Linked DNA regions of Homo sapiens: region 1 is linked to region 2. The links are chromatin loops, found by intact Hi-C in ENCODE. Cell type or tissue: MCF 10A. All regions are shown on one strand. Links, peaks and the distances in the headings refer to the core of each region. The heading gives the core; the rest is flanking DNA. Region 1 overlaps PDSS2 (decaprenyl diphosphate synthase subunit 2). Region 2 overlaps PDSS2 (decaprenyl diphosphate synthase subunit 2).

Region 1 (15,990 bases), core at 3,394-11,393, 71 kb after region 2:
CCAAGATCACACCACTGCACTTCAGCCTGGGCAACAGAGACTCCATCTCAAAAAAAAAAAAAAAATAGAATGCAATAGAAAATTACATAATGAAACTTTTAATTTAATTTTGGCCAGGCGTGGTAGCTCACGGCTGTATTCCCAGCACTTTGGGAATACAAAGTCAGGAGTTCGAGACCAGCCTGGCCAACATGGTGAAACCCCGTCTCTAGTAAAAATACAAAAGTCAAAAGTTAGCTGGGCATGGTAATGGGCACCTGTAATCCCAGCTACTCGGGAGGCTGAGGCAGGAGAATCGCTTGAACCTGGGAGGTGGCAGTTGGAGTGAGCCGAGATCACACCACTACACTCCAGCCTGGGTGACACAGCGAGACTCCATCTAAAAAAAAAAAAATGTAGTTTTATATATGCACATGTATTTATACTGTGTCACAATGTGTATTGAAAGCCACTAATAGAAGGCAGTGTGCTAGCCAACAACAGTCTTTCAGTTTACATCACTGAGAGGGTCTCCAGATGAAGAAGCAGTGAAAGCAAAATGGAGCTCATCAGCCACATTGAATAAAAATGGGCCCAACACTAAAATGGCAAGGATAATTCTCTCAGAATTCTGTCAGAACAACATGCGGCAGTGTCGCTAGGTAAAGAACATACTGAGAATGGTATATCCTGAGTACAACAGACTTCATATTCAGCAATTCCCATACTGGGGGAAGGTGGAAAATAAAGCAACTAACTGCTATATGATAATCAGTTTTACGTTGCTTGTTTGTTTCATGACCAAGTATTCAATTCTCAGCAACTATTTATTATAGTTTTTATAGTAATGCAAAATACTTGACACAACCAACTTTTTAAAAAATCTGCTGGAAAACGTCTCCTTTTTCTTTATTTCTTATGAAAATTTTTATCTTTAAAAAAAATTATTTTTCGGCCAGGCGCAGTGGCTCACGTCTGTAATCCCACCACTTTGGGAAGCCAAGGTGGGCAGATCACGAGGTCAGGTGTTCAAGACCAGCCTGACCAACATGGTGAAACCCCATCTCTACTAAAAATACAAAAATTAGCCAGGTATGGTGGTGGACGCCTGTAATCCCAGCTACTCAGGAGGCTGAGGCAGGAGAATCACTTGAACCCGGGAGGCAGAGGTTGCAGTGAGCCGAGATCGTCCCACTGCATTCCAGTCTGGGAGACAGAGTGAGACTCTGTCTCAAAAAAAAAAAAAAAAGAAAGAAAGAAAGAAAAAGAAAAGAAAATTGCTTCATAGAGATGGGATCTCAGTGTTTTGCCCAGGCTAGTCTCAAAACTTCTGGCCTCAAGTGATCCTCCCACCTTGGCCTCACAAAGTGTTGGGATTACAGGCACGAGCTACCACACCTCACTGAAAATTTTCATCTTAAGCGCTTTAAATTGTCTGCTACTTTTTCAGGAACCTAATTGTTGTTTAAACAAATAAATGAGTCAGTGATCAATAAATGACTATTTGGCATTGCTTCAGTAGTCCAAGACCATGCACCTTTATTCAAAAGTAAAATCAGTTTTTTTATTACTCTTTTATTGTAGCTAAAAAAACTATTTTTTACTGTATCTCACAATTGTGAATTAAAAATGTATATAGCTGCACATTTAAATATTTCTAATCATAGGACTTATTGTTGATAAAACACAGAAACCTCTTATCTAGATAAGCAAACTGAGGGGCAAAGAAGTGACATGGTTGGCCCAAGGTCTTGCAACTTACGTATTAACCTTCTGAGTGATCAAAAACCAATAAATGGCCTTTATCTTTATGAAGTTATTTATCTAGACAATGTATCCTTTAAAAAGAACAACTATAATTTAAAAACACTGCAAAAAAAGTAAATGTAAAAGTTATTTATTAGACTTGTTTAGACATGGTCCCTTAGTGATACTTAAACCACAAACATGGCCGGGTGCAGTGGCTCACGCCTGTAATCCCAGCACTTGGGAGGCCGAGGCGGGCGGATCATGAGATCAGGAGTTCGAGACCAGCCTGGCCAGTGTGGTGAAACCCCGTCTCTACTAAAAAAAATACAAAAATTAGCCAGGCGTGGTGGCGCACGCCTGTAATCCCAGCTACTCAGGAGGCTGAGGCAGGAGAATTGCTGAAACCCGGGAGGTGGAGGTTGCAATGTGCCAAGATCAAGCCACCGCACTCCAGCCTGGGTGACAGAGCGAGACTCTATCTCAAAAAATAATAAAATAAACCACAAACATTTTTATATGTATTAATTGAATAAAGGAATTTTGATTTAGATCTTTTTGGTAGTGTCTCATGTATAACTGTGGCCTAACGAGACTAGTTTCATTAGTACAGTACCAGGCACATAGTAGGATATCAAACTGTTCATGAAATGAATCCACCAGCCAATATAAAATTAAACTTCATATTTAAGCCATCTTCCTGAATTTGTGGCCTATTTCTTTCAAGTTGTATCAGTTGCGATTTTAAAAATAGAACTTTCATTCATTTTTTGTTGAGATGGGTATCTCACTATATTGCCCAGGCTGGTCTCGAACTCCTGGGCTCAAGTGATCCTCCCACCTCGGCCTCTCAAAGTGCTGAGATTACAGGCGTAAGCCACTGCATCTAGCCTCAGTTGCAATTTTATACTTTTGTTTAGTTCACTGAATTTTCCTGAAACCTTTTTGACAAATGTTACCAGTAGTTAGTTTATGAACCAATGTATCAGCTGTTCTAAATTAAAAATTAAGATTATCAATTTGCTTAGTTTTTGCTGCACCTGTCCTGTTGGTAGTGCCATTTCTCTCTCTTCGCTACCCCCTTAGCCAGAAAGAACTTCCAGCTCACTAGAACAGATTGCCATCCCTCCCACAAATAAGCAAAGCCTTACACATTTGGCAGTACTGAAAAGGCTCCCTTCAAAAAACTGAGTTAGAAGCTTCCTCCAGAACTCCTATGAGTTGGTGTGCTTATTGCAACAGCCCTTTCATCATTGTCTACATTAAACCCAGTCCTAGTTTGATAGGAAGAAGTGGAGAGAGCCATCCTTTCAGAGACTTTAGCGATGGCTTTATCAAAGCCCTCATTTATTTTAATCAGCATGCAGAGTAGGGCTCATCTGGGTAGTTCGTGCCCAGGTGGTGGGTGAGTAGATTCACCCCTCATTTGGCCACTGCTGCTGTGCCCTGTGTTCTTCAGAAGTCGTTTCTCCACTGAGGCTGCCAGCCTGGAAGCTCTGGCTGAGCACTGGGGACTGAATCTACCTGGAATTAGATGGTTTGCTTAAATCCAATTGTAAATGATAAAGTGCTTTACAAATGTTAGACATTATTATTGGTCTCTATGGGAGGGTGCCACTCTTTAGTCCCTCTATACCTTATCTTGGCAATATAAATCTTTCCATCTTTATATGCGTCTCACAAATAGTTTGTGCTTCATTTTTATGAAGTAAAGAGTGACACCACCTGCTCTGGTTACCTTTATCGGCCTATTCAGCACCCTCTCAGTATTTTTCTGTAAGATATTTTCACTGATAAGAGTTTTTGTGGCTCAAAAAGAAATTTTGACAATATCCCTTCAAATTCCAAAGCTCTTTCAAAAGAGACTAAATCCATCTTTTGTTCCTCCCAAGATGTATATGAAAATTCATTCTTCCCCAAGAGTGTTTTACCTTTGCTACTACTTCATGCATTGCTGTTTGTTCCTGGGGGTGGAGGAAAGAGCGCAGTAAAGTTGTGCATAGTTAATGCCATCAGCACTGCAGATGTACATGCACACACATGAACACACATGACTGTTTTCTTTGCTAGCAGCTCAAAGCAGTAAAGGCTGAGGGGTGCCGTGTTATTCACCTCCAAATAGAGTGATGGACATGTTTTTCATTCCACACTGTAGTAAATCCATCATTAAAATCACCTGAGGACAAATTTTTGCAAGAAGATTACAAATCTGTAATGGCCTTCACAGTTTTTATATACCAAGCAAATTAAGTTATAAAGCAACCTTTTTCAAGTGAATTAAAATGCAACCATACTACCTTATTACATCAATCATATTATGCTGACTTGAGCTTTAATTGAGCCATGTTACCTTATAGTTTACATTTTTTCTAAAGATTTCCTTGTGGCCGGGTGCGGTGGCTCACGCCTGTAATCCCAGCACTTTGGGAGGCCGAGGCAGGCAGATCACAAGGTCAGGGGTCCGAGACCAGTCTGGCCAACATGGTGAAATCCTGTCTCTACTAAAAATACAAAAATTAGCTGGGTGTGGTGGCGGGCACCTGTAGTCCCAGCTGCTCGGGAGACTGAGGCAGGAGAATCACTTGAACCCGGGAGATGGAAGTTGCAGTGAGCTGAGATTGTGCCACTGCACTTCAGCCTGGGTAACAGAGCGAGACTCCGTCTCCAAAAAAAAAAAAATTTACTTGTATTTTAATTTAGGATAGGCACTCCTTTGCTCAAATTAGAGTGGTCTGCTGTACTAGTCAAACATCTACGACTCTGTTGAGTCTATTCAGCCTGTCAAGTGCTAACTGACAGTACTCCTGAATCCCATTTATTGAGAAAGGCACAACTTGTCTATCCAGAATGCTTACTGCCACTTACTGATCCTATTTTTTCTAGTCCAAAAACTATTGAGTGATATATTCCATAAATCAATTTGTGAACATAGCTTAACTTGAGGTCTCTCTGAGACTATAAACAAGGTATGCTTCCCCCCCCAACACCCTCCCCAAGGAAATAGGTTTATTGTTTTATTTAATTATAAAAGCAATACAATAAAAAGAGGGAAATAGTGTAATGCATTATATATGTAAGCTGTTATAAACTTAGCAATTATAAATTTAAGCAGAAAGATTGAAGAAAACAATTTTTTAAATTAAAAATCATCCAGAATCTATCATTTGTACATTATTATTATTTTGTTGTCTCTCCTTTCAGACTTTTTCTCTTGTGTATATAAACACATAGATTGACCTCATTTTTGTTTTTAAAATACCTTTCATACTACTTCTATTTTGTAAATAGCTTTTTTTCCTTAAGAATATGTTACAGACATCTTTGGATAGCAATGCGAGGATTTTTTTGCGGGGGGGGGTCAGTATTTTTGTCTTACCATCCCCTACTCCTCTCAATTTCTGTTTTTTATGATGAGAATTTATTATAGCTCAGGGCATAGTCATCACAATATCCTTTGTGAGGGTATTCATCATCTTGGTTTTTCAGTGTAAAAAATCATTGAATTGTAGTTACCCTTGCCAAAAGATAAAGAATGAAGCAATTATATATTCCCCTGAGATTGCTGAAATTTGTCCTGTAAATTAACCATTTAAGAAATTCATCACAAAGGTTAATTATGTCAGATCTATAATTTTGTTAAGGTTCAGATACACCTGGATACTATCTCTTCCTAACTTGGGTGAGACGGTGGTTATTGAAATGGGAGTGATCAACAATTTGCTTGAGAATAGCAACTAGACATGCACTGTCCATTTACTGTCCTATGCTGCAGCATTCTCCCCAGCAGCCAAAACAAGGGAGGTGGCAGGAGAAGCCAGCTCATGACACTTACATTAGGAGTGGTTGCCACTTCAGGTTCACTGGAAATTGAAGGATAGTGTATGGCTTTGCTGTAGAGTCGTATTTCAACATATGACCCAAACTGAAGAGAAGAGCATTTTTTTTTTATTTGCATGTGTAGGTAAGCAATGCTGCTATTCTCGCAGTCACCAGAAATGCAGAAAGTTATGTCCTGTTTAATTGCTCTCCAGATGGCTAAACTATTTAACATTGATGCTGACTGTTGTATAATCTAAAACAATATTTCAGGATGCAGCAAGTCAGTGTTTCAGAGGTCCCTGATTTTGGTTAAAATGGTCTTTGCATGTGTTCTGGGTTGGGTTTTGTTGTTGAACTAAAACTCACTTTCTTCCAAAATATTTAGGCACACAATTTTAAAAATACCATAATCTTGGTTTCCATACTCTGCTGTTCATCTACGCAAGGCTTGTACTGAATATAGCACGGTAATAGGGCAGTATGGAAGAAGAATAAGTTAACACTCACTGAAACTTATGTTCCAGATTCTCTTCTAAATGCTCTACGTATTTACTGTTTAGAGATACTCACGATATGGCCAACTTAGTACCATTATTTGTTTGATGCAACTTGGCAGTTAAGCCTGATGTCATTCAGAATCCAGTATATATAAATCATTTCCAAGCATTAGAGCCCTTCAAGAATCAGAGCTCAGCAGTGTTGCCTTTAATTGACTCAAGTAGGACTTTGCCAGTTGATGGGGTGCTCTACCAGTCATAATGGTTTTGAAAAATGGAAAGTGTTTTATTATAATTCTAGGTATTGAAACCAAAGGGGATTTGGTACAAAAAGTTTCACAAAGAAATTAGCCAGTAGAATTCAGATAGAGGGAAAGGTTCATGTGAAGACAACAGATAAAAATGAATTACATGAGCAAAGATGTTCCATCAAAATTTGCAGAAAAGGAGTTTTCAAGTTTACATGCCTAATTATAAATAATAAGACTTGCATTTGTAAAAGCTTAGAATTATAGGGCTGGAAGAGGCCTTAAGGAATCATCTTTTCCAATTCCCTTTATTGCAATTCATTGCATTGAGTTGAAGAAAATCAAAGCTCAGAAAAATTGATTTGCCCAAATCTCACAATCAAATTATTAGTAGACCTTGGAATAGAATCTAGATTCTGTGGCTGCTAGTATTCTGCTTTTTTTTTTTTTTTTTTTTTAACAGTTCCCTAATCTGTTGAGCTTCCAAGGGTAACTCACATTGAGGCTCTTTGAACCTTCTTTTTTTTTTTTTTCTTCCCCTAGTAGAAAGTGTTTGCTTGCCCCATGGGCCTGAGAAACAAAAGTCCTGGAATCTTTCTCAAGGTTGCACTTATCTATAGCAACAGGACTTCAGCTCTCAGCCCCAAGAGGTCTGGCTTTTAGGCCTCTGGATTCTCCTTTGGCTGCCATTATTCCTGCCAGCACTTTGAGTTGCCTGAACATGTCACTCCTCAAGAATCTGAGGGGGGAATATGTTATTAACCAAGTGTTTTCTTAAATGTAAGTATAGCAGTATCTAAACAGGTGAATGTCTGGGGTAATATGCAAAAAAAAGTCAGATTATTAAATGAGCTTACTAAATTGTGAGTGGCTGCTAGCCTTGTGGTCTCTCTAGAAATATTTGCAGTTTTAAGGAAGGGTGATACTTAAACACATCTTTCTTTTTTTTTTTGAGATGGAGTTTCGCTCTTGTCGCCCAAACTGGAGTGCAGTGGCGCTGCGATCTTGGCTCACTGCAAACTCCACCTCCTGGGTTCAAGCAATTCTCCTGCCTCAGCCTCCGGAGTAATTGGGATTACAGGCATGCCCCACCATGCCCAGCTAATTTTTGTCTTTTTTTTTTTTTTTTTTTTTTAGTAGAGACAGGGTTTCACCATGTTGGCCAGGCTGGTCTCGAACTCCTGACCTCAGGTGATCCACCCACCTCTGCCTCCCAAACTGCTGGTATTACAGGCGTGAGCCACTGCACCCGACCAAACACATCTTTCTTTGGTATAATTTTAAAAATAAACATTTCAGGCAATGTAAAGAGATTGATATGTGCACTGGGTAAGTCACCCTTATCTGGAACAGTTTCAACTTCTTAGGCTACTCTTGCTTTTTATAATCTCTTTCCTTCCTCGACTTGTTAACTCAAAGAAATCTAAAGCTTTTTCCTTAATGGGTTGTCATTGGCTATGGAGGTGGAGGTGTGTTCTGTTCAAGTAAGTATAGCCATTTGTAAGTACAGGTCATTTATAAATTATGAACTTGTAAGGACAGGTTTACGCAATGAGAAAAAGAGTCAGAGAACAAAATGTTCTTGTTGCTTCTGCCTGGTCTGGAATTTCAGGGAAGTAAAGGAACACTCTGGTTATCCAGAGCCAGATCCACTGTTAAAAGTTCATGCCATCATTTTGACATTTAGCGTCAGACTTTCTCTTTGTAAATCCCTCTTCACGTTACCAATGCTGGTCTCAGAGCTCAAACTGTTTCAAAACCATAACATTTCTTAGTGAGTGATTGATCTGTATTATGTGTCCAGCCATCAGGGGGATCTTGGGATGTTGCTTGTGTAAACTGTAATCCAATCTGATGCTGTGCGTTTAGTTACAGTCTTTCATAGACCTATTGGCGATACTCAGTCCTCCTGGATTTAGGAATAGGGCTTATCTGATACCTTCAGGGGGAAAAAAATCCATTCATTTTTCTCTCTTCCCCACTTAAATAACTCAACTCATGTGGTAACACTGTAGGATCATTGTCCTTCCAGTTCCTCTGCAGCTCATATTGCTACAATATTTCTTAAGTATTTGGTTACCTGAAGGACAATGTGATTTAAAAAAAATAAAAAAGACTTTGTATATGTCTTACAAATTAAACCATCCTTAAAGAGCTAGGAAAAAAATATGCCTTTAATCAGCAAAAATTTCATATCAGCAGTTCTGTGTATGTTATGTAGTATAAACGTAAATATATAAATTTGGAGATAAGTGCTCATGTGTTAAAATGTTAAAGCAAATCTTTCTACAAATTAATGTCATTTGCCTCTAAGAAAATGTTTATTAAACCCAGGGTACCTGAGATTGAAGTATCTTGTTGTTTGGGTCTGTATTCTTTGGCTTAATAATGTCTTCAATTACAAGAATGATAAAAGCTGAAACAAAATCCTTTAATTCAATCAGAATGGAGCTGAATTTTCGGAAGCAAAGAGTGGAAATCTGATACAGGACTGCATAACATAGGAAGTTAAATATACAAGATATTAAGACTTGTAAGAAGCGGATGGGGTTGCCTTGAGGAATTCTTATTTGAAATGGCTACATTGAACATTATCATAAATACCACTATTTTATCCTCTCAAATTAAGATGCTTTATGCAAACTACTCTAAATTGTACAGTAGTTCCAAAGAGACCATTTACTGTTTTCTGCTTGTTTTACATCCTGGAACAAGTTCAAAGCTTTTGATCTCACTTGATTTAACAAAAAAAAAAAGTCTCAGCCTTGAAAAATAATACAGGTTTGATGAATATGATTTCAGTATTACAGTTCTGTAAAAATTTTCAGTGTTTATGGTACATTTGACCCAGGGACCCCACAGTAAATATATCCACAGTGCATTTTAAGTGTAACAGAATGAACATATTTGAAAGATTATCCATTCTTTTGCTTTTGCTTTTTTTTCTGTAATAAGTATGAAAATTAACATTGTAATTGCTCCCAGAATGGGAGTACTGAAAAAGTATCCACCTGACAGAAATAAACATGCAGAAAATAAATTGAGTTAAGATTTCATTAGTTATCTGAAATGTAAGTTTATGTTCAAAATGGCTATTACTCGATTTTCATGTATATTAGTTAAATGCTATGCTTATAAGATTTTTTTTGGCTTGAATTATGACTGAAAAAATTTGGATCACAGCTTTAATATCCAGGTGGGCAATGCCATTTGCTGAGATCTTGGTGCATAGTCCCATTTTTTCTGTCAAGCACAGAAAAATTCTGCCTTGCCACTGAGCCTTCTGAAACATTCTGAGGTAACAATAGAGATATATTTAAATTTTTTTATTTTTATTTTTCTTCTTGCTTTTTAGGTTGTGGAACTTTTAGCAAGTGCTCTTATGGACTTGGTACAAGGAGTATATCATGAAAATTCTACTTCAAAGGTAAAGGATTTCAGAGTCATAAAATGTTATGTTATAAACCGTCGTGGTACAACTAGAATAACGAAAATGTCATTCTTGTTTTGTGTTTAAATTGTACATGGCTTTTTTTTTTTTTTTTTTTTTTTTTTTGATTAGTGTTTTGGCTACAAATTCATGGCCATACGCTTACTACATAGCAGATTTAGCCAATTAAAACAACCTCTTATCCTCTGGCTGGATTCACAGTCTGTTCAATCTGCAGCAGCTCAGTAGACACTGGGATGCTTCTGGCTAGCAGGTAGCAGTGTCACAGGCAGGCAGGCTGGAGGAGCAGCTCGTGCTGAGGCAGCTGAGCCCATCCTTTCCCCAGAGGAAGGGTCCTTCCGTGTCACAGAGGAGTGGACCTTGAGCCTAAGAAGATGACTGTTGGGGAGGTGGGATGGGGGTATCTTTTATATACAAGATGCATAATTTACTGCATTATTAGATTCTTTATTATAAGAAGTGGGATGATTGCACAGTTGGATTATTTTGATTAATTTTATAGGTCTAGAATTAAGATTTTTTTGACTCATTTAGCAGGACATCTCAAGAAAGGTTAGGTTTCATTTCCTTAAAATGCAGTTATTTCATTTCGGTAGGATGTTAGATGTGAAGTAATTGCTTCATTGACCATCACCATCATTTAACATGGTAGATACTATTATAAGGGGCTCCTATCTTAGTGTTTCATTATTCTAACTTCTTTAGCTTCTGTATTAGCAAGATTTCACTCACTTCAAATTAGAAAAGGTATGCACATATGCACATCTTAAGCTTTTTGACATTTTCATTTGAAAAAAGGAAGATAAATTTTATTAGAAGTGAAACATAGGGCATGAGTAACTTGGATAAGAAATTTAAAATTTAAAAGTATAACCCAGGGACTCTGGGTGGTTCAGAGACTGGTTAGAATATGAAGAATTGCACTTTGGACATCTGCCAACGTTTGGTTCAAGTAACCACAGTTCCTAGTAGGCACATCTGGCCTCACCTAAGCAGCATATTGGTATGCAGAGACCTCACAGGATGGATGACCACAGTGGACCTTTCAAAGACATGCAAGTTCACTACTATGGATGGAGGTTAATATCTGATTGTAAAATGGGTGACTACTGGTCTAGTTCCACTTGTAAAAAGTTACGTTGTATAGATAGTATGATGAAGATGACAACAGCTAAGCAAATAACCCTGTAGTAAGTGATTTGCCTGTGTTTCTTCATTTAATCCTCACAGAAATCCTGAGAGATAGGTACTACTGCTATCCCCATTTTACAGATGTGAACACTGGGGTTGAGAAAAGGTTAAGTAATTTTCCCAAGGTCACACAACTTGTTAGCTCTCAGGGATTTGAAGTCAAGAGCCCAGACTCTTTTTTTGTTTTGTTTTGTTTGTTTTTTTGAGATGGAGTTTCGCTCTTGTTGCCCAGGCTGGAGTGCAATGGCACGATCTCGGCTCACCACAACCTCAGCCTCCTGGGTTCAAGCGATTATCCTGCCTCGGCCTCCCAAGTAGCTGGGATTACAGGCATGCACCACCACACCTGGCTAATTTTGTATTTTTAGTAGAGACAGGGTTTCTCCATGTTGGTCAGGCTGGTCTTGACCTCCTGACCTCAGGTGATCTGCCCACCTCAGCCTCCCAAAGTGCTGGGATTACAGGTGTGAGCCACCATGCCCAGCCCAGGATGGGGGCATGGCAGACCACAGTGGTCTTGGAAAATGCAACAGTTAGGCACAAAAGCAGGAGTGCCTGTCCTCACCTAGGTCTGTAGGAGTGGAGCCCCAGCCAGGACCTGCCTTTCTCTACCCAGCACTTCCCCGTACCCGCTCCCATATCTTCTGTACTTTAGTGAAACCTGATTTGATAGCATCTGTCTGCCATACCTGAGATCCCACTCTATGATAATTATAGTGACCAGTTCTGGCTGTTGAGACACTGTTTTCCCTTGGGATATTTCCAGAGTGTTCAACTTAGTTCCATATAAGATATCTATATTTCACAATTAAATATGTTAATTTTTACATGAAAGCATTATTGTTGGTTTTAAGGTTCTTAATTTATCTACTCTTACCATTTGTCCACTATAATAAGCTCAGTTCATTAATAATTGTGTGACCATGTTTTAAGTATTTTTTATGTCAGGGAAACCTGACAGCTACGACAGTTAATACTTAGATAGCCCTTTACAGTTTGCTTATACTTTCTTTGTACACAATCACCTATGAAAAGGGTGACATTTGTTGGTATTCCCATTTATAGAGGAAAAGCCTGAAATTCAAACATAACAAATGGCAGGAAAGCATAGTGTCTGAAAATTATTTGTTAATATATTAACATGTTTCACAGTTCATAATGAACCCAGGTTTTTCTTGACTCTCAGTCCCATGCTTTTTCTAATATTTTTAATGTGTTTCTTCCTGAAAAAGAGAAAAGAAGAAGCAACAAAGTCTTTGAAGGGCTGTTGATTGTACTTGAACCACCACTTAGCAAGCACCAATTGCTGACTTTATTTAAATACAGAGATTCAGAGGAATGCTAACCTTCATTAGCTACATTTTATTAAAGAGACTTTATAGCACTGCTTCATTCATCTGTCCTCTTTCCCTGCCACCTCCTCATAGCCCTTTTTTAAGCAGTTAAATTTCTGAAAATAGCCAAACCATTTAAAGGGCCATTCTTTTTTAATAATGGAAACAGAATGGTGTGGTGGCTCAAGCCTATAATCCCAGCACTTTAGGAGGCCGAGGTAGGAGGATCTCTTGGGGCCAGGAGTTCAAGACCAGCCTGGACAACATGGGAAGACCCCATCTTTACAAAAAATAAAATAACTGGGCATGGTAGCCCATGCCTGCTCAGGATGCTGAGGCGAGGCAGGAGGATCACTGGAACCCAGGAGTTTGACGTTACAATAAGCTGTGATCACACCACTGTACTCCAGCCTGGGTGACAGCAAGACCTTGTCTCTTAAAAAATAATAATTTTTGGCCAGGCGTGGTGGCTCACGCCTGTAATCCTAGCACTTTGGGAGGCCAAGGCAGGCGGATCACGAGGTCGGGAGATCGAGACCATCTCATCTCTACTAAAAATATAAAAAAATTAGGCGGGCACAGTGGCGGGCGCCTGTGGTCCCAGCTACTCAGGAGGCTGAGGCAGGAGAATGGCGTGAACCCAGGAGGCGGAGCTTGCAGTGAGCCAAGATCGCGCCACTGCACTCCAGCCTGGGCGACAGAGCAAGACTCCGTCTCAAAATAATAATAATAATAATAATTTTTTCAAAAAGAATGGAAACAAAAATGCATAGTTGAACTGTAGTAGTGGGAGTGCTTCTTGATGCCTCCATTTGTGCCTCAGGTCCAATTTAGGTTAACCACATTTCCCTTCCTAACCAGAAAAATTCTGGCTTTTTTTCCTGAGTGTGCTTACCATTGCAATGGCTCTTCAGAATTTGTTTTTTCTAACAGCGCAAGAAGTACTTCAGATGCCAGAGAGAGCACTGCCCCCACATGGAGTGCTTTCAAGGTTTTCATGTTCTGGCAGGACTGGGAAGCAGCCACAAGTGGAGGTCATGTGGGAAGAGAGGCTCCTCTGTGGATCTCTGTTGCACAACCTCCGTAGCCTTGGGCCAATTTAGTACACAAAAGAATTTTTTTGTGATTTAAAAGAAGCTGCAAACCATTTCATCTTTCTAGGGGTAAGAGGATACAATAGCAGTCTGTTTTCTATATGGCAGCTTAATGCAGTGGTGAAGATCCTGGGTAGTAGGAAAATAGCTTTCTGTTAAATAGCATATATGTGACTAAGGTAGATGCATAGCAAAAAATGCAAGGGAATTGGAACTGGATACATTAGAAGTCACCTTCTCCAAAAGAAGTTTGTAGAGCAGCCGGGTGCGGTGGCTTACGCCTGTAATCCCAGCACTTCGGGAGGTTGAGGCGGGCAGATCACGAGGTCAGGAGATCGAGGCCGTCCTGGCTAACACGGTGAAACCCTGTCTCTACTAAAAATACAAAAAATTAGCTGGGCGTGGTGGTGGGCGCCTGTAGTCCCAGCTACTCGGGAGGCTGAGGCAGAAGAATGGTGTGAACCCGGGAGGCAGAGCTTGCAGTGAGCCGATATCTCGCCACTGCACTCCAGCCTGGGGACAGAGCGAGGCTCCGTCTCAAAAAAAAAAAAAAAAAAAAAGAAGAAGAAGAGGTTTGTAGAGCAATTACCTAATTCTCCTTAAAGCTGTGAAAATGTACATGACTTATATTACTAATACTTTTTTTTTTTTTTTTTTTTACCGAGTCTCGCTCTGTTGCCCAGGCTAGAGTGCAGTGGCGCGATCTCAGCTCACTGTAACCTCTGCCTACCCGGTTCAAACGATTCCTGTGCCTCAGCCTTGCAAGTAGTTGGGACTACAGGCACACACCACCACGTCTCACTAATTTTTGTATTTTCAGTAGAGACGAGGTTTTGCCATGTTGGCCAGGCTGGTCTTGAACTCCTGGCCTCAAGCGACCCATCCTCCTCAGCCTCCCAAAGTGCTATTACTTACTCATACTTACTGTACTAAGTAAGTTGAATTACAGCTATATAAACATACAAAATAGCTTAGGAAATTCATCCTTTGTTCTATCCATTGAAATATATTTTCATTTTTGCATTGGCTAGTTTGTGAACCATTTGCTCATTATAATAAAAATTAGCCATTCTGCTTTCTTTAGTGTTTATAAGAAAATATCTCCCCTCTCTGCTTTTTAAATGTTAGCTCATTGAAGAAAGAAGCATTTGAAATAGAAAAATTGCTTTTTTTTTTTTAAATTTTTATTTTTTACAGGTAGGGTCTCAGCCAGGTGCGGTGGCTCACGCCTGTAATCCCAGCACTTTGGGAGGTGGAGGCAGGCTGATCACCTGAGGTCAGGAGTTTGAGACCAGGCTGGCCAACATGGCGAAACTCCATCTGTACTAAAAATACAAAAAAAGCTGGGCTTGGTGGTGCGCGCCTGTAATCCCAGCTACTCGGGAGGCCGAGGCAGGAGGATCGCTTGAACCTGGGAGGTGGAGTTTGCAGTGAGCTGAGATTGAGCCACTGCACTCCAGCCTGGACAGAGTGAGACTGCAGTTTCAAAAAAAAAAAAAAAAAAAAGGTAGGGTCTCACTCTATCATCCAGACTGGAGGGCAGTGGTGTCATCCTAGCTCACTGAAACCTTGAACTCCTGGGCTCAAGCAGTCCTTGCCTTCCGAATAGCTGGGACCACAGTAGCCTACCACCACACCTGTCTAATTTTTTAAAACTTTTGTAGAGACAAGGTCTCACCATACTGCCCAAATTAGTCTTGAACTCCTGGCTTCAAGCTACCCTCCCTCCTCAGCCTCCCAAAGTGTTGGGATTACAGATATAAGCCACCATGCTCAGCTGGAAAATTGCATTTTAAATGGTCAAGAGTTCCCCAGTTAAGCTGTTTTATATATTACGCTCATGTTACTTACTGTACTCACTAAATATTTTACATTTTTACAAAATTGACTTTGGATTCACAGACCTGTATATCTAAATTCTAATTGTCTTATCATTTTAACTTATTTTCTGATTAGAAAAATAGGCCAGGCACGGTGGCTCACGCCTGTAATCCCAACACTTTGGGAGGCTGAGGTGGGCAGATCACTTGAGGTTAGGAGTTCGAGACCAGCCTGGCCAACATGGTGAAACCGTGTCTCTGCTAAAAATACAAAAATTAGCTGGGCATAGTGGCGCACACCTGTAATCCCAGCTACTTGGGAGGCTGAGGCAGGAGAATCGCTTGAACCTGGAAGGCGGAGGTTGCAGTGAGCCGAAATCATACCACTGCACTCCAGCCTGGGCAACAGAGCGAGACTCTGTCTCAAAAAAAAAAAAAAAAAAAAAAAAAGGTAGAGTACATGTTTATTAAATAATAATTGAAAACAGAAAAAGGTCAAGAGGAAAATAAAAATTATTTTATAAAACCATTCCCCAGAAATGAATCATGATTATGTTTTAGTATATTTCTTTCTAGATTTTATTCTGTATTTCTCCCAATTTTGAGTTGTTACTGTATATAACACTTTGCATATTGATTTACTTCCCAGCATAATCATTTTTGTCATTAAAAGTCTTCAAAAATATAATTTTAATGATTGTTTAATATTTCTTCACATTGTTATACTGTAATTTACTGAACAATTTCACATTTTGGGGGCATTTACTTTGTTTCCAATTTTGTTTTTGTTTGGTTTTTGGTTTTTTTTGAG
Region 2 (15,990 bases), core at 2,734-10,733:
TATAAATCGGGAAGAAGAAAATTACAACACAAACATGGACAAAAGACATGAACAGGTAGTTAGCTTAGAAACCCTATCCTGTAATTAGAATGAGGGCTTTGGAGTCCCTGGGCTGACCTGAACTTTTATCCTTTGGCCTCTTTGACCAGATCAAATATCCTGTGAAAATGCATAAACTACAAATAAAAATAATAAAGTATAAAAAAAATTATTTTTGTTAAAAAAAGCAGGAATGAAGTAAAATGCTATCTTTAGATTAGCTTTTTAAAATTTGCCATCTGTTCAAATGGACACCATCAATTTCTTCGCATTTGTGCTAATTCTTCACTCTACTCGGTGTATTCAATTGATTAAGGTTAAATTAATGATATGCAGGTAGTCCCTGGCTTACCATGATGCAACTTAAAATTTTCTGACTTTTAAATGGATTTATCAGGACATAACCCCATTGTAAGTCAAGAAACACCTGTACATACTGAGGTAATTGTTGGGCTTCAAGAACTTATCACAAAAATCATCATAAACATAACTATAAGTTAAATCTAGAAACATCTTAAAATCAAATTACAGATCTTAACATTACTTTCTCCTCTAAGTGAAAATTGGTTACGCTTAGTGTGGTGTTAGAGGAAGTGATAGAATATTTGGAGGCCTGTGTGAAATAATCTTAAGGAGAGAAGGGAGAATATAAAAAGCTGTGAAAGAGGCCGTTTTTTTTTCTATAAACCTTTACATTTAGGGAATTGCACTTGGTCTCAGCTGCAAATATTGTAGTTCATAATTTATCATTTTAATGTGGTACTAATTAGCATCTGACGACTTCTAATTATAGTAACAATAGGCTGTGACTATCTATCCATCCTCACCTTCATTCCACACATTAGAATTCGTCTAGCACTTCAAAATGCCAAACAAAATTAACAAACTGTATTTCCCTTGGGGACTGATCAAATCAAAAAACATCTTAAGAAATGAGGCTTAAGGCAGAACATGTTGATCATGTTATTTATTTAGGGTCAATTATATAAACATGAAATAGGTAATATTCAAATATGTAGCATTTTAAAAATCAGTTATGGTTTTGTTTTGTTTTTAAGATAACATGTGAATGCAAACAAAGAGTCTGGAAGGAACCTTACTCACCTGCTAATAACAGTGGTTGAAGAAAGAAGGGGTTGGAGAGGTTTGGAAACAGATATAAGGGAATGGTCTAAAGGTGACTTTATTTGTAGTATTTCAGTTTTTTAATAACCTATTCATGTTATTTTGTATAACTAAATTTAAAAATGAAAAAGTTATATTTCATACTTGTAAAGCAATAAAAGCCTATTTAAGAAACGTATCTTTTTGTACTACAAGAACCTTAAAAATGAGGAGCGCTTATTGACAGTGATTTTAAATGATTATGCAGAATAATTGAATTTAGTGTAGGCTTTTGGAAATAATTTCCTAAAGATATCTCAGCTCCTTTTCAGATAAATCTCAAGAGATGAAAGCATGTGCAATTTGATTACATATTCCTATTGATTGTATTCTACTTACAACAGTAAATGTAAACTCCAGATACAAATCTAGTAATATTACTAATTCATTACAACCAGTACTTATTTTCTTCATTAAGTTTTTATTGTTATGTTCAACTTGCACAGCATGCACAAATGCAGCAATTATATGTTGAGAAAGAAAAGGGAAGGCTCTTTATGTTTAACATACTGTACGTCAGAAGTCATTACTTCACCAGAGCTTTTGGAAAAACACAAAATAGGATCAGCTTCTTACAAAACAGTATAATTAACCACAAAAAGTAGGTGGGCTTACCTACTAATCTACTCAGCTGAGTTAGTTTATTGCATGTAAATAACATGATATAGATTAGCCTGCCTAATCTATCACAGCAAAACACAAGCTGCATAAATTGTTTTTGTTAATAGTAAAAAATTTTAAAATCCTTTCCTTAAAGAAGGGCTGTATGTTGACTGGTAAGTAGCCAAAGTTAAAGGCACTGTCCAGTGACTAATTCTACATTTTAAACAGTGCTTAATTTTGGGCATTCATCATGTGATAGAAGTTGTGCAAATCACTTAAAATATTAATTTTATTGGCAGAGTCAGCTTAGTAGCTTCATGACTTAATGGTGATCCTTTGAACTCATACGGAAGGCATCTCAGTGGTAAACAGTGTGTCATAATAAAGGCATAGATGAAGGGCCAGAGATCTGGGTTCTTGTCTCAATTCTGCAATTGATTAGCTATTTGACCTTAAGTAAGTTACTTAATCACTCTTTGAAATTACTCATCTGTACAGCAGGGGCAATGATGGGCTTCAAACCAGGAGCTTAACTAACAGGGTACACATCTAGATAGGTTCAACTATCCTGTGGTCCAGAATAAGTCACCCTGACCACCTCCTGTCTCTGCAAGGCACAGCACTGGACACTGAAAGACACTGAATATTTCTTATGAATAAGAAATAGTCTTTGACCTCAAATGAGTAGGTAAGGAAACAATGTATGCATCTAGAGTCTTCCTGACACTTGCTATTGATGTAATTTCCTTTCTAAAACTCTTTTGCTGGAACTTAACTACTAGAGCTATTTCCACAGTCACCATTGGGTTCACAATCCACCCATGTCCACTGATAAACCCTTTGTTTAACTAAAGGTAGGTAGTCTTTAACACCCCTCACATAAGATGATAGGTGAGAGCTGACATCTGTAGGTGGCTTAGTGCCTAAGAAATGTCTTCCTCACTGTGCTCTTGGACTTTCCTTCTCACTCCTGAAAGTGGGTGGTGTTGATAATAGAGGCAAAGAGGGCAGATTCTCTGATTGGTTATCTCTAATCCTGGCATCCTCCCTCTCTATAGTTACTGGAATCTTAAGTCTCCCTTTTCTGTTGTTAAGATTTCCCTCATTCCCTCCTCTTCTCAAGGTTTTTGTTTTTTGTTTTTTGAGACAGGGTCTCCCTCTGTTGCCCAGGCTGGAGTGCAGTGGAACGATAATGGCTCACTGCAGCCTCAATGTCCCGGGCTCAAATGAGTAGCTGAGACTACAGGTGCATGTACCATGCCTGGCTAATGTTTTTGTATTTTTTGTAGAGAGGTGTTTTTGCCATGGTGCCCAGGCCTGTCTCAGACTCCTGGGCTCAAGTGAGCCACCCACCTGGCTCTCCAAAGTGCTGGGATTACAGGCATGAGCCACCACACCCGGCCTCAAGTTTTTTTGTTGTTGTTGTTTTGTTTGTTTGCTTTTTCTTTTGAGATAGTCTCACTCTGTCACCCAGGCTGGAGTACAGTGGCCCGATCACAGCTCACTGCAACCTCCACCTCCCAGGCTCAAGTGATTCTCATGCCTCAGCCTCTCAAGTAACTGGGATTACAGGTGTGCGCCTTCATGCCCGGCTATTTTTTTGTATTTTTAGTGGAAACGGGATTTCACTGTTGGTCAGGCTGGGCTCAAACTCCTGGCCTCAAGTGATCCACCTGCCTTGGCCTCCCAAAGTGCTGGGATTACATACATGAGCCACCACACCTGGCCTGGCCTCAAGTTTTTAAGTGGAGTAAAACATCCTTAACTCTTCAATTGCATTCCCTACAGGATTAGATACAAATTCCTTAACACAGCAACAGGCAATTCCTAACAGCCCTAGAGTGGATGTGAGGAAGATAAAAGCATGATTAATGTTTTTCTTTGTCATCAAGAAAAGGGTATGTGCAAGAGTGTAGGTTGATCTAATATGATTGTTTAGGCCCCATCAGGTAGGAAGTGAGGTTGAGGGAGCCCAAAACTAGAGAGAAAGTAGTGATCAAGGGACTGGAGATCATGATGAATCAGTTTGCAGGGGTGGAAGTGGTAATGCAATGAAAGAGCAGAAAAGACAGTAGGTTTTAGATGGAAAGTTGGATATCCAAGTGGAGATTTCAAAAGTGGAACAGTTCTGATTGGTTATGTTCAGTTGTGCCTTAAAGTGGGTTTCACAGAATACAGTGGAGGTGGTTGAATTGAGTATATTGAAAAACTGTAGGGTGGGCAATTCACATGATTGAAGTCAACCAGAACAACAGAACTGAGACTTCAATAAATGTAGAGGCACAGAGAAGAGGAGTGATGGCAGAAGTAGAGCTGGTTTCAAAGGAACAGTGGTTTTCACCAAAATGAGGAAATAAGGGGAGCACTGAGCACTGGTCCCACCTCTCAGCTCCTCAGTTTGTGGCTTGTAGAAGTTAGGCATATCTGCTCATGAACATATAGGATTTGGACACTCCGGGAAAAGCCGTGGTGTATTTAGAGCTAGAACATAGAAGAAAGGTTCTGTGAAATCTTAAAACACTTAACACATTGTTTGTAATGACTGTTTTGTAAATACTGATTTATGTATGTTTTCTTACTAAACAGTACCTTCTAGAAGTCAGGGTTTGTGTCTTAATCATCTTCCAACCTATCACCTCTCCCTCCACTGAGGCCTCTATTACATTTTGTACCTTTGAGGCACTTCTCGTCTATTTTATAGTAATCTGCATATTTATCTTGTCCCTCTGCTAGATTTGTTCCTTTGCTCATTCATTCATTCATTCAACAAACATTTATTGAACACCTGCTGTGTGCAAAGCTAACTATAATAAATATAGAAATATAATTATTACTATAGCTAACACATATAGAGTTTTCTATAAGTCTGCTACTGTTCCATATTCTTTATATATATTAGTGCATTTATTTAACATTTAACATTGGTTAAGAAATTGCTTTTCTTGGTAAACAGGCTTAAAGAAATTTAATAACGTGCTCAAGTTTATAGTGTAAGAAAATCACAGAGTTGAGTTTCAAATCCCATTTGACCATAGAATTCATGCTCTTTCCATTACTGTAGACAACCTATGAAGTAGGGTGCCTTACATATACTTTCTTAGTCATCTTGACATCCTCAGTATAGTGGACAGACATCAGGTTATAAACTTTTTCTTTGACCTCCAAAGCCCCAGCACTATGGTGGGCACTCAAGTGCTCCATGTATTATTGTTGATTTATTGAGACAAAATTTTCTTAGGGGGTTGAATGTGGATTTTGGTGGGGCTCTATATAATTTAAAAATAAAAACGTTTATGTTTGCAGGCCATTATCTCTATTACTGCATGTTTCCTTTCACACATTTATTCTTTATATGTTGTGAAACACAGATATTTATATATTTTCTTTGACACAAGAACCTTTTTTTAAAATAGACTTGTGCCCTAAGCAGATATTCTGTCTAATGGGCTTTCCCTATAGACAAAGAGTAAAGTGTATTTCATTTGTCATTAGTCCTGAAATGTCAGTGCTGCAAATTTTGTTATTTTTGGAAACCATTACATTCATACTCATTAGAGACAACATTTCAAGGAAATACTTGAATGATTATGCACCTACAAGATTTTCTCTTGTCCATGAGTAATTTGTATCCTGTAATAATATGGAGCTTCTATTACTCTATTATAATTACTTACATATTTGTTGCAAATAATGATGTAATGGATTTTTTTGAGGCTGTACGTGAGAACCAACAAACTGCGACGCAAAACAAGTTTCCACCCCTTTTTTCCAAAGCTATAGTTAATCACTTGAACACTATCCAATATAGTAGAAAGCTGGCAGACTTTTCTTTGCAGCAGGCTATGTAAAAATGTTTATAATTTACAGCTTATTATGCCATGCAAACGACTGTGTTCCCAATGAAGGCGAGTGAGAAAATATGGCTGTTAAATTACTTAACTCCTCTTTGTTACTTGTTTTCTGGCAACAGTGGAAGGATACTTTGCACTTAAAATGCATTTCTGTATTTAATTTTATACCATTCAACTCAGAACTTTAAAAAATAGGGATTTGCTTTTTTATCTCTCTCTATAGATAGACCAGACCAATTTAAATTTAACAAAAACAGTAAGCTGAAAAATCAGAATTGTCAGGGAATGAAAATGTAATAATACAAAATTATTAGGGTTTAATTCAATTTAGGGCTTTAACTTTGCAAAACCTTTGTTACTGACACGTCTGCAACGGTTTATAGGCAGCTTGTTATTTTCAAAGGTACTTTATGCAAACTTTGTTTTATATTGTCTGCAGCGCTTTGGCTGAAAGTTGATCTTCCTCAAAAACAATTAGAGGGGTAGGCAAGGTAACTTGGACCTCTCTGTTATCTGTTGAATATATTCATCCATTTTAGGTCTTTCCTTAGCATTTTCTAATTTTATCAATGCCCTTATTAAATTCATAAGGCCCCTAACGTCAGGTACCACGTTGTCTTTTGTGGTTGCCATTCTTTCTGTGCCTGGTATACTACTACAAGTTTATAGTCAATCAGAACACCCCAGATCATGACCTCTATTTGCGTGGGAACGTAGCAAAAGCTGGTTTTTAGGTACTGTACCTTCAATGAAGGAAGTTCTGAGGAAGGCAAGTAAAAACACTACAGCTGGTGTTTAAAAGTTTATATAGTGTGTTTTCCTTCTAATTCTTCAGCTTTAAATGTGGGGAGTAGGGGAAACTTTCTATTTGGTTTACACTCCCTGAAGGTATAAGAGAAGAAACATTTATATTTAAATATTTAAAACATTCAAAAAACATGTTTAATTTTTCCACTTTCCGATTTTAGAATTAATTTAGAAACCAGGGACTCTGTAGTACTTGACCAGTTCTTAGTAATTGCACATTCTTTTTTCCATAGCACAAATAATCAGATACTGAGTGTGTGTGTAGTGTGTGTGTGTGTGTATGTGTGTGTGTGTGTGTGTATATATATATATTTTCTTTTTTAACATAGTCTCACTCTGTCACCCAGGCTGGAGTGCAATGGCACAATCTCGGCTCACTGCAACCTCTGTCTCCTGGGTTCAAGTGATTCTCCTGCCTCAGCCTCCCAAGTAGCTGGGATTACAGGCGCCTGCCACCAGGCCCAGCTAATTTTTTGTGTTTTTAGTAGAGATGGGGTTTCACCATGTTGCCTAGGCTGGTTTTGAACTCCTGAGCTCAGGCAATCCACCCACCTTGGCCTCCCAAAGTGCTGAGAATTACAGGCGTGAGCCACCGTGCCCGGCCGATGAACTGAGTATATTTAAATGGGAATTTTTGTGCACCTGCAACTCATGTTTTTAAGAAATAATGGATTGCTAGCTATCTCAGAGAAAATAAGATTATGTCACTATCAAGGCATTATCATTTTTATTGTCTTCTTCAGGGAACTTTTTGGTATATAAGGAAAATTTTTTCATTTTCTACTTCAGATCTTTTTTTTTTAAGCTAACCATTACAACAGACTTATAGGTCATCTCTGATTGTGTCAAAGTAAAAAATTGAATAAAACAATTTGTTCTGTTTTCATAGTTGCTTCTTTTTTGAGTAAACAGAGACCTGGGATCTTCTGGAGCTCAGCCCTCTGGGTGGGAGGATGGGTGCCTAGCACTGCTCTCCGCTGACCTCTTCTGGTCTCCTGTTAGAGCTGTTGTTGAAGTAGATAGCTACTTCCTCTTAGACTGCCTTGGTGAAAGAAGCGGGGCGGTCAAGGAGAAGTGGAGGGAAATTAGCCAGTATATACTTCATTATGATAACCTCCCCACCTGTTTACCGCTCAGGATTCCTTTTGTTATTCTCCCACCCCTGTTTAAAAAAGCGTCTTTACCAGGCACTTTATATATAAAATCATCATTATATGATTTTCCATTTTATTAGATACACTTGTAACTGCCAATCTGAGCTTCTGATGACCACAAGATAACCACTGTCGCATCTTATTAATGAGTACAAAATTAAAGAAAATTAAAAATTTTGTTAACAGATGTTACTTTATCTGGGGGGAGGGGGAATACATTGCTTTCCTTCGACATTTTGGAAAGGGAAAATTACTCACCTCTGTGAAGAACTTGTTACCTACTGTAAATAACCCTTAAAGATCTGCGTACCCCAAACTGGGGACCACTAATCTAACAGTACCATCAAGCAGTAAAGTGCTCACATTATTTTTTGCTGTAGAAATGGTGACCATTACTAATTTGGTGCCATTTTCAAACGGTAAAAGGTGATCTGCATGTTATTGTTATAAATTATGAATATTATATTGGGAGCTTTTATTTTTATCCATAGAATAAGGAGTTGGAGATGTAACCCAAAGCCCTGATGGTGTCCAGTGACAGAATTCCACTTTGTTCCTAAAACTGGGAGGTCAGGCACGGTTGTAATCTATATGCTGTCTTTGCAGAACACATGGTCATCAAACCTAAAATTCAGACAGCTTTACATTTTGAGATAAAATAGGCTCATCACATACAGAAGAAGCCTTTATTTCTGGGAGCTACATTAAAGTCTGTAGTTCATACTATTCCCTCATCACTCTGGGGCTCTCCCTGGCCCCCTCCCATTTTGTGCCCTCTCAGTTTATCACACTTCATCTCTTGTCACACCTTTGTCTCATGTTTCCTCCACATCTGGTTGTGCTTTTTTTCTGTTATTACTGAACATCATCTAATAATACCTAAACCATTTAAACCCTCTGGAATAGGGCAGAGGTGAGAGCAAATGAATAAACTGAAGATCTTAGAGCAGTGGAAAGAAAGAGACGCACTGACAAAATGGCTGCTCTGACACTGCTGCGAGGTGCCGTGGAGGAGAGGTTGGCCATACTCCTCTGTCTCCACTCTCAGCAGGCTCGTTCTTGGTTTGTTCCTTGAGATTCATAATTACATGTAGTATTGAAATGAACGTAGAGCAGTAGTGACCAGCATGGGGCCTAGTTGCTTTTACTTTTTCTGCAGTTCAACAATATAACTTGTTTTTGTATTATGATTGACATCTTATGATTATCTGTACCTTTTGTGACGTCTGGTTACCAGAAGCTTTTTCTGGTAGAAGAAAAGCAAAATTCAAAGCCAGGAATAATACTGCAACCATTTATACAAAGTTTTATGTGCACAATATGTGCAAAGCTATAGATGTAGTATATGTTTTGTTTTTTAAAAAAGCTTTGGAGTCTATACATTTTTTGTTCATTAAATGAAAAATGTTGGTAGGTTAAATACTGCTGAATTAAAACACTGTTGAGGAAGGGAGAACGGCAGTCACTTAAAAAGCTAAATCAGAGTAGATATATAGGGCCTGTTTAAAAAGGCCCAATATTCACGAAAAAAAGAAATCTGTTATACTAAAAGAGGAAAATGAGTATTACTATCATGCTGTCATGATGCTACTCTAAATGCCTCAAAACCACCTAACAATCCATTCAGGAATCTGCCATATTGTAGACCATAGCCATATATAATAGCTGTACTAGAATATAATGGCATTTACATTTAAAAAAAAAAGCAACCTTTTGTAAGTATCTGATTACACCTGAGCTATACTGGATACCATAGCAAAAGAATTAAACCAATCCGTCCTCTGCTGTCTAAAAGTTTATTATATTTTACAGATGTTTTGAGAGTAGACACACATACTAGACATATAAGATACCAGAAAAATTAAAGTGATGTATATATAGCTCATCCTTTTGTCAGTTTAAGGGGAAAGATACAAGGATGCTTACCTCATTCATGTGGGGGTAAAGATTAAGAAGAATAACCAACAGAAATTCAAAATTTGGTCATGACAAGTTATTAAATCAGACTTACAGTTAACATTAAATGGATAATACATTCATCCACTCTGAAATTTGACCATATGTGGACCTGACAAAGGAATTTTTTCTATAACATACTTTTTATTTTTTTAACATGATCCAAACTGTTCTAGAACTTTCTTGCTGACTTTATTTCATTAAGTCCATCAATCCAACTTCAAGATGTTTTCTTCTAATTAGGAAGAGCATTTTTAAAGGATTTCTAAAACTGTATATTGTGATAATCTGAGGTAAATGATCCCGCCCCAGCCTCCTCTCACTTGTTCGCCCACCTTCCCAGTGTATTTCTCCCCTACAGTTCTCACTGGGTAGAATTCTCACTTTAGCTGTTACTTCCCTGGGTAATCCTTACCTTACTTCATCAAGATTTCAATTAGGTCCTCTTCATCTGGGCTCCCTTGGCAAGCTGTATTTTCTTCTGGGACAGCAATTATTGCCCAAGATTCAAATCATTTGGTTTCCTGTCCAAATGCTTCACTGACCTGGCCATGAGCTTCTCAAGTACAGAGATATGCTTTCTTTCTTTCTTTCTTTTTTCTTTTTAATGAATTCTCAGACTCTTATCACAGGGTCTGACATGACAGCACTCAATAAGTGTTCATTAAATGAAAGGAAAGGATCCTTGAATAATCACTACAACTGAGGTCTGTTAATAAAATGTGGGGAAAGTACATTCAGAATATTATCCTTCTAACTGTAATGAATTTTGATATTTTATTAACAGTCCAATCAGGACTTTAGAAATCTCTTCAAAAGATCTCTTTGCTACAAATGTTTATCCTGCCAGTAATTCAGATGCTGTTAACCAGTTATCTGCTGATTTGGCAAAATCCATTAAGTATCTATTATTTTGCAATATTTATTTAAATCTTTGTAACTTATTCCAAGATCTGCCTTCTTGATCACATCTTTCTGGTTATAATAGTTATATCTGCAAATTCTATTTTATTAAATATTGATAAATGTGGGTTTGCTATAAAAATTTAAAAATGGGTTATCCTTTTAAGAAAATAAGTATTTAGAGTAATTGGTAAATTTATTTAAAAATTATATATAATGACAGTATTAAAATGTTTAAAAATAAGTTAATGTAAACAAGACATTTTAAAGTACAGGTTGGTACTTCATTAACTTTAATTTTGTGACTTTTGTCAGTTGATGTCACAACCTTAGTGTTATTTTAAAAATAGTTTTTATAGGGCTACTTAATTAAGTAACATGGTATTTGCTTATTTCAAACAGTCTGCCTTTGTTCCTGTCCAAGCCATGCTGGCAGGGCATTGCTTTTCTTTTCCCTTTTGTTAATATGCTGTGTTAGATAATGGTTCTGTAAATAATAGATTCCAAGGACCTTTGATCCACCGTTACTGTAAAATAAAATGCAACTTAATTTTTTCAGGGCATAATGGTTTTAACCTTGCGTACTAATTTGACTGTGCTTGTGGGGGCAGATCCTTAAATGAGACGCAAATGAAGGAAAAATTGCTAATGCTGCCACTGTATATCTAATGAGCACTGTGTAATAAACCATAACCTCTTTGACATTTCTCTGGAAAGCAGCATGATTATTTTGGATAGCTAGCCCTTTGTGGATGGCTCATTACCGTCTGGCATAATATGTATTGATAGAGACTGTAATTGTCAACTCCTATTTGACATGCTGCCTCTAATAAATATGGCTTGCATCGCTGGAGCCCACTGATGGTTATATGGGAAACTGTAATTAAAGAAAAAAATATATTTTTAGGTTAAATAAGTATATATGTATATAAAATGTCTCTATAGAAGATTATCTGCTTCCTTACTGCCACCACCCCCAGCTTCTTGTCATAGAGTATTTGGAGCTTCCCTGAAGGATTGGTGCTGTTTTATCAGTATAAGGGCCAACATGTGACAAGATGTGTGTGTGTGTGTGTGAATCATCTCCATTGGCAAAGAATTGACAATATGAAAAAGCTCGTTCTACATATATAACATCCATAATACTATAGTATTATTTTATTTTCTTTTGTTTTTAGAGACAGGATCTCTCTCTGTCACCCAGGCTAGAGAACAGTGGAGCAATCATAGTTCACTGCAACCTTGGACTCTTAGATCCTCCTACCCCAGCCTCCCTAGTAGCTGGGACTACAAGTGCTACCTTCATGCGCAGAACAGGATCTTGCTATGTTGCCCAGGCTGGTCTTGAACGCCTGTCCTCCAGGAATCCTTCAGCCTCAGCCTCCCAAAGTGCTAGAATTGCAAACATGAGCCACCACACCTGACCTCATGGTTTTCTTTAACTTTATTTTCATTTTGTTATAAGAATATTATGTTATTTCATACGAAACAAAAGAGGATACCCTACTCAAATTACTAGGAAATATGAACCATTTTAAAGATATTAAAAGCCCACAAAATATGTTACATAATATTTAGGCTGGAAGAAATGTAAATTAAAGATTAAATTGGGCCCTGCTTCATATTATAAAACAAATGTAGGGCCGGGCGTGGTGGCTCATGCCTGTAATCTCTGGCACTTTGGGAGGCTGAGGCAGGTGGATCACTTGAGGTCAGGAGTTCGAGACCAGCCTGGCCGACACGGTGAAATCCCATCTCTACTAAAAATACAAAAGTTAGCTGGGTGTGGTGGCTCATGCCTGTAGTCCCAGCTACTCAGGAGGCTGAGGCAGGAGAATTGCTTGAATCTAGGAGGCAGAGGTTGCAGTGAGCCGAGATCATGCCACTGCACTCCAGCCTGGACAACAGAGCAAGACTCTGTCTCAATAAATAAATAAATAAAGTAAAACAAAACAAATTTAAGCCTAGTCAATTTATAATTTCTGAAAACATAGAATTGGAGTTCTAAAAAATATTTTTATTGTCAATGTGTAATTGTAATATATTCTGAACTTCTGAACAAGGAAGTATACTCTTAGTTTATATGCTACAATTCATTATTTTTATTAAATTCTCAGCATAGGATATAAAATTAGAATGTAAGCACATGTTTATATTTCCTGGAGTAGGCCTAGAGAATCATTTAAAAAATTAGGCAGCTCCTAGATTTCTTCTTAGCAATGTGAAGTCTGATATAGTTTTCAAACTAAGAGAATGGAGCCCCGGGGAGGTGAAGAGAAGTAGCAGTTGGAAGAGCATGACTCTGCTACTCGCCTACCCATAGCTTTCAATTCTGATCCTATTTGTCTAGGCAAATTTTGTAAACTCTCTGAGGACCAGGATACTCATGTATAAAATTGGGGACAATACCATCTATTTACCACAGCTGTTGTAAGGATCAGGTGAAAAACATATATGAAGCACTTAATGCAATACTTTTGGCCCCTAGTAGGTAATCAGTAAATATTAGTTTTCCTCTCTTTCCTCTTTTATCCTCCCTTCTTCCTTCTACCCTCCACAGGTGGCCACATTTCTAATCTGAGGCATTCTTTATTTTCTCAAGTATGTCCTGTCCATGAAGCATAGATTTTTAATCTTGTTAGGTAATGCTAGCTAATAGCTATTAACAGCCAGGCCCTGTTTCAGTTTTCTTACATGTGTCAGCTCACTGAATCATCACAACAACCTCATAATAAGAGATAAGTGCTGTTACCATCCCCATTTAACAGATGGGGAAAACTGAAGCACACAGAGGTGAAGTAATTTGCTCAAAGTGACATAGTAGTGGGGCCAGGGTTTGAACTCAGGAAGTTTAACTCCAGAGCCCATACTCTTAGCTTAGCTATACTACCTCTGCAGGTCATCTCTCCTCATGTTCATAAGACAGAGGGAAAGAATAGGTTCTGGTAGGGTTCTAGAGAGGCCTGGTCCACCTACAAAGGATTGAATTGTCCTTAAAGGACAAATCCAACATAGCCATCAGGGGTAGCAAGGGTATTTCTGGGGAGGATGGATGGCAAACCAGTGAAGGGAGTGAAGGGAGATGCAATAGTGCTGTAGGATACCAAGGAAGGGAGAAAGTGAGGAATAACTATTCTTGCACTAGACCTGCCAGCAAATGCCAAATACTGGCAATACGCTGCATGCACTGTGCTATTTCCTCTGCATGGGATATTGTTCCTACCTTTCTTCATCTGACTCTTACCTCACTTAAGATACAGTTCTGCTCTCCTTTTCTCCAGGAAACATTCCCTAATCCCCAGGCCAACCTAAGTACTCTTTTCTGGGCTCCCTTAGCACACTCTGCATAAGTGTGTACAAACATTAGTGGTGATAGTAGTAATAATTACTGTGTACTGAGCACAGACTATGTGTTAAGGCATTGTGCTGAAAACACTTTACACATGTTATCTCATTTATGTCTCAAAACAATCCTAAAAGGTCAATAGTCACAGCCTCTTTATATGGTAAGGACAGTCAAGCTTAGAAATGTTAAATCATTTAGCCAAGATCTACAGAGCCATAAAGTAGCAGATCTAAGATTTCAACCAGGTCTTTCTTACTGCAAATTCATATTCTCAATAACTACATTTACCATACTTTATTGATATTATCTGCTTTTATTTTTCTCATAATCAGATTATAGACTCTTCAAGGACTACACTGTATCTTCATCTTTTACCCCACATCCTATCAAAATTGTCCTTTAGAGGAGAAAAAAACAAAATATTAAAATGTGCTGATTGAAGGCTGGGTGTCATGGCTCATGCCTATAATTGCAGCACTTTAGGAGGCTGAATCAGGAGGAGCACTTGAGCCCAGGAGTTCAAGACTAGCCTGGGCAACATAATGAAACCCCCATCTGTACAAAAAAATAAAAAATTAACCAGGAGTGATGGCACATACTTGTAGTCCCAGCTACTCGGGAGGCTGAGGTGGGAGAATTACTTAAGGATTACTTAAGCCTGGGAGATCAAGGCTGCAGTGAGCCATGATTGCACCACTGCACTCCACCCTGAGTGACAGAGCAAGACCCTGTCTCAAAAAAAAAAAAAAAAAAGCTGGTTGTGGTGGCATTTTGGGAGCCCAAGGCAGGTGGATCACAAAGTCAGGAGATCAAGACCATCCTGGCCAACATGATGAAACCCTATCTCTACTAAAAATACAAAAATTAGCTGGGCGTGGTGGTGTGCACCTGTTGTCTCAGCTACTCAGGAGGCTGAGGCAGGAGAATCACTTGAACCCAGGAGGCGGAGGTTGCAGTGAACTGAGATCACAACACTGTACTCCAACCTGGGCAACAGAATGAGACTTCATTTCAAAAAAAAAAAAAAAAGTTTATTTTTGCTAAATATACTTGAATTTTAAATGTATTTTATAATGGACTGAGTTTAATGTGTAGGAGCTAAGAGAGTTTCTCCTTCCCCTCTGAAGGTTCAAGCCTGCATAGATAAACTGACAATAGACAGATTAACAGGGAAAATTTAGCACACAAATGTATTAATGAGCACATGGACCTGACAGTCCTGCAGATATGAGACTCAGGGCCAGATGGTTGAGACTTAAATACTCTCTTCATAGAAAGGAAGGTAGTTGGAGGTCTGTAGGCAATTTTAAAGCGGTAGTAAATGATTTTTAGGGGAATGAATGGGCTCAAAGACAAGACAGTGGTTTGTAAATGATTCTCTTTGGACGCTGAATGGGATGGAAGGACAAACCAGTTATGGGAAAGTGAGGGGCAGAAATTCACAGTGAACTAAGGTTGTCTTAATATGCAGATAAAGCGTCCTAGGTAATCTCTCAGAGCTGCCCTCAGAAGAATAGATGAAAAGTCTCTCTGGGCATGGTGATTACTTTTAGTCTTTTCTCTTTTTTGGCAGTGAATCTTTCCTGGTTGTTTTTTTAGATTCTCAGGGAGAGGGAGTCTTAAGACAATTGCATTTCTTTCTCTTTTTTTTTTTTTTTTTTTTTGGGATGGAGTCTTGCTCTGTCGCCCATGCTGGAGTGCAGTAGCGTGATCTCTGCTCACTGTAAGCTCCGCCTCCCAGGTTCAAGTGATTCTCCTGCCTCAGCCTCCCGAGTAGCTGAGACTACAGGCGCCTGCCACCACACCCAGCTAATTTTTTGTATTTTCAGTAGAGATGGGGTTTCACCGTGTTAGCCAGGATGGTCTCGATCTCCTGACCTCATGATCCACTTGCCTCAGCCTCCTGAAGTGCTGGGATTACAGGTGTGAACCACCACACCCAGCCTGAATTTGCTGACACTTTTATCTTGGACTTCTAGCCTCCAGATCTGTGAGAAAATAAATGTCTGTTTAAGCCACCCAGCCTGTGGTATTTTGTTATGGCAATCCAAGCAGACAAATATAGTACGTTATTCTAGATTTTCTTGCTTTAGGACTTAAGTAAAATATTATATGAAGAAATGTTTGTAATTCATAATTTAACATGATAAATATCCAACTATGGGTA

Evidence for each region. Peaks named below come from ENCODE experiments on the same cell type or tissue, not always from the same donor. Only the 100,000 strongest peaks of a DNase experiment are listed, where the experiment ranks them.
Region 1: a loop joins it to region 2, with 2.4 times the contacts of the local background. A loop is called at or near these places in 3 of 110 quality-filtered maps.

What each region holds. Positions count from the first base shown.
Region 1 is chr6:107,239,274-107,255,263 of GRCh38, reverse strand. It overlaps PDSS2 (decaprenyl diphosphate synthase subunit 2), which reads left to right. Exons shown (of 8, transcript NM_020381.4): 4 at 9,645-9,716. Among named protein-coding and RNA genes, the nearest start is that of BEND3, 130 kb to the right of the region's middle. In MCF 10A, for the core only: no CTCF peak of the experiment used is centred there; a DNase peak (open chromatin) is centred at 7,853.
Region 2 is chr6:107,309,782-107,325,771 of GRCh38, reverse strand. All of the region lies in intron 2 of PDSS2 (decaprenyl diphosphate synthase subunit 2), which reads left to right. Among named protein-coding and RNA genes, the nearest start is that of PDSS2, 140 kb to the left of the region's middle. In MCF 10A, for the core only: a CTCF peak has its summit at 7,422 (motif pointing left); a DNase peak (open chromatin) is centred at 7,441.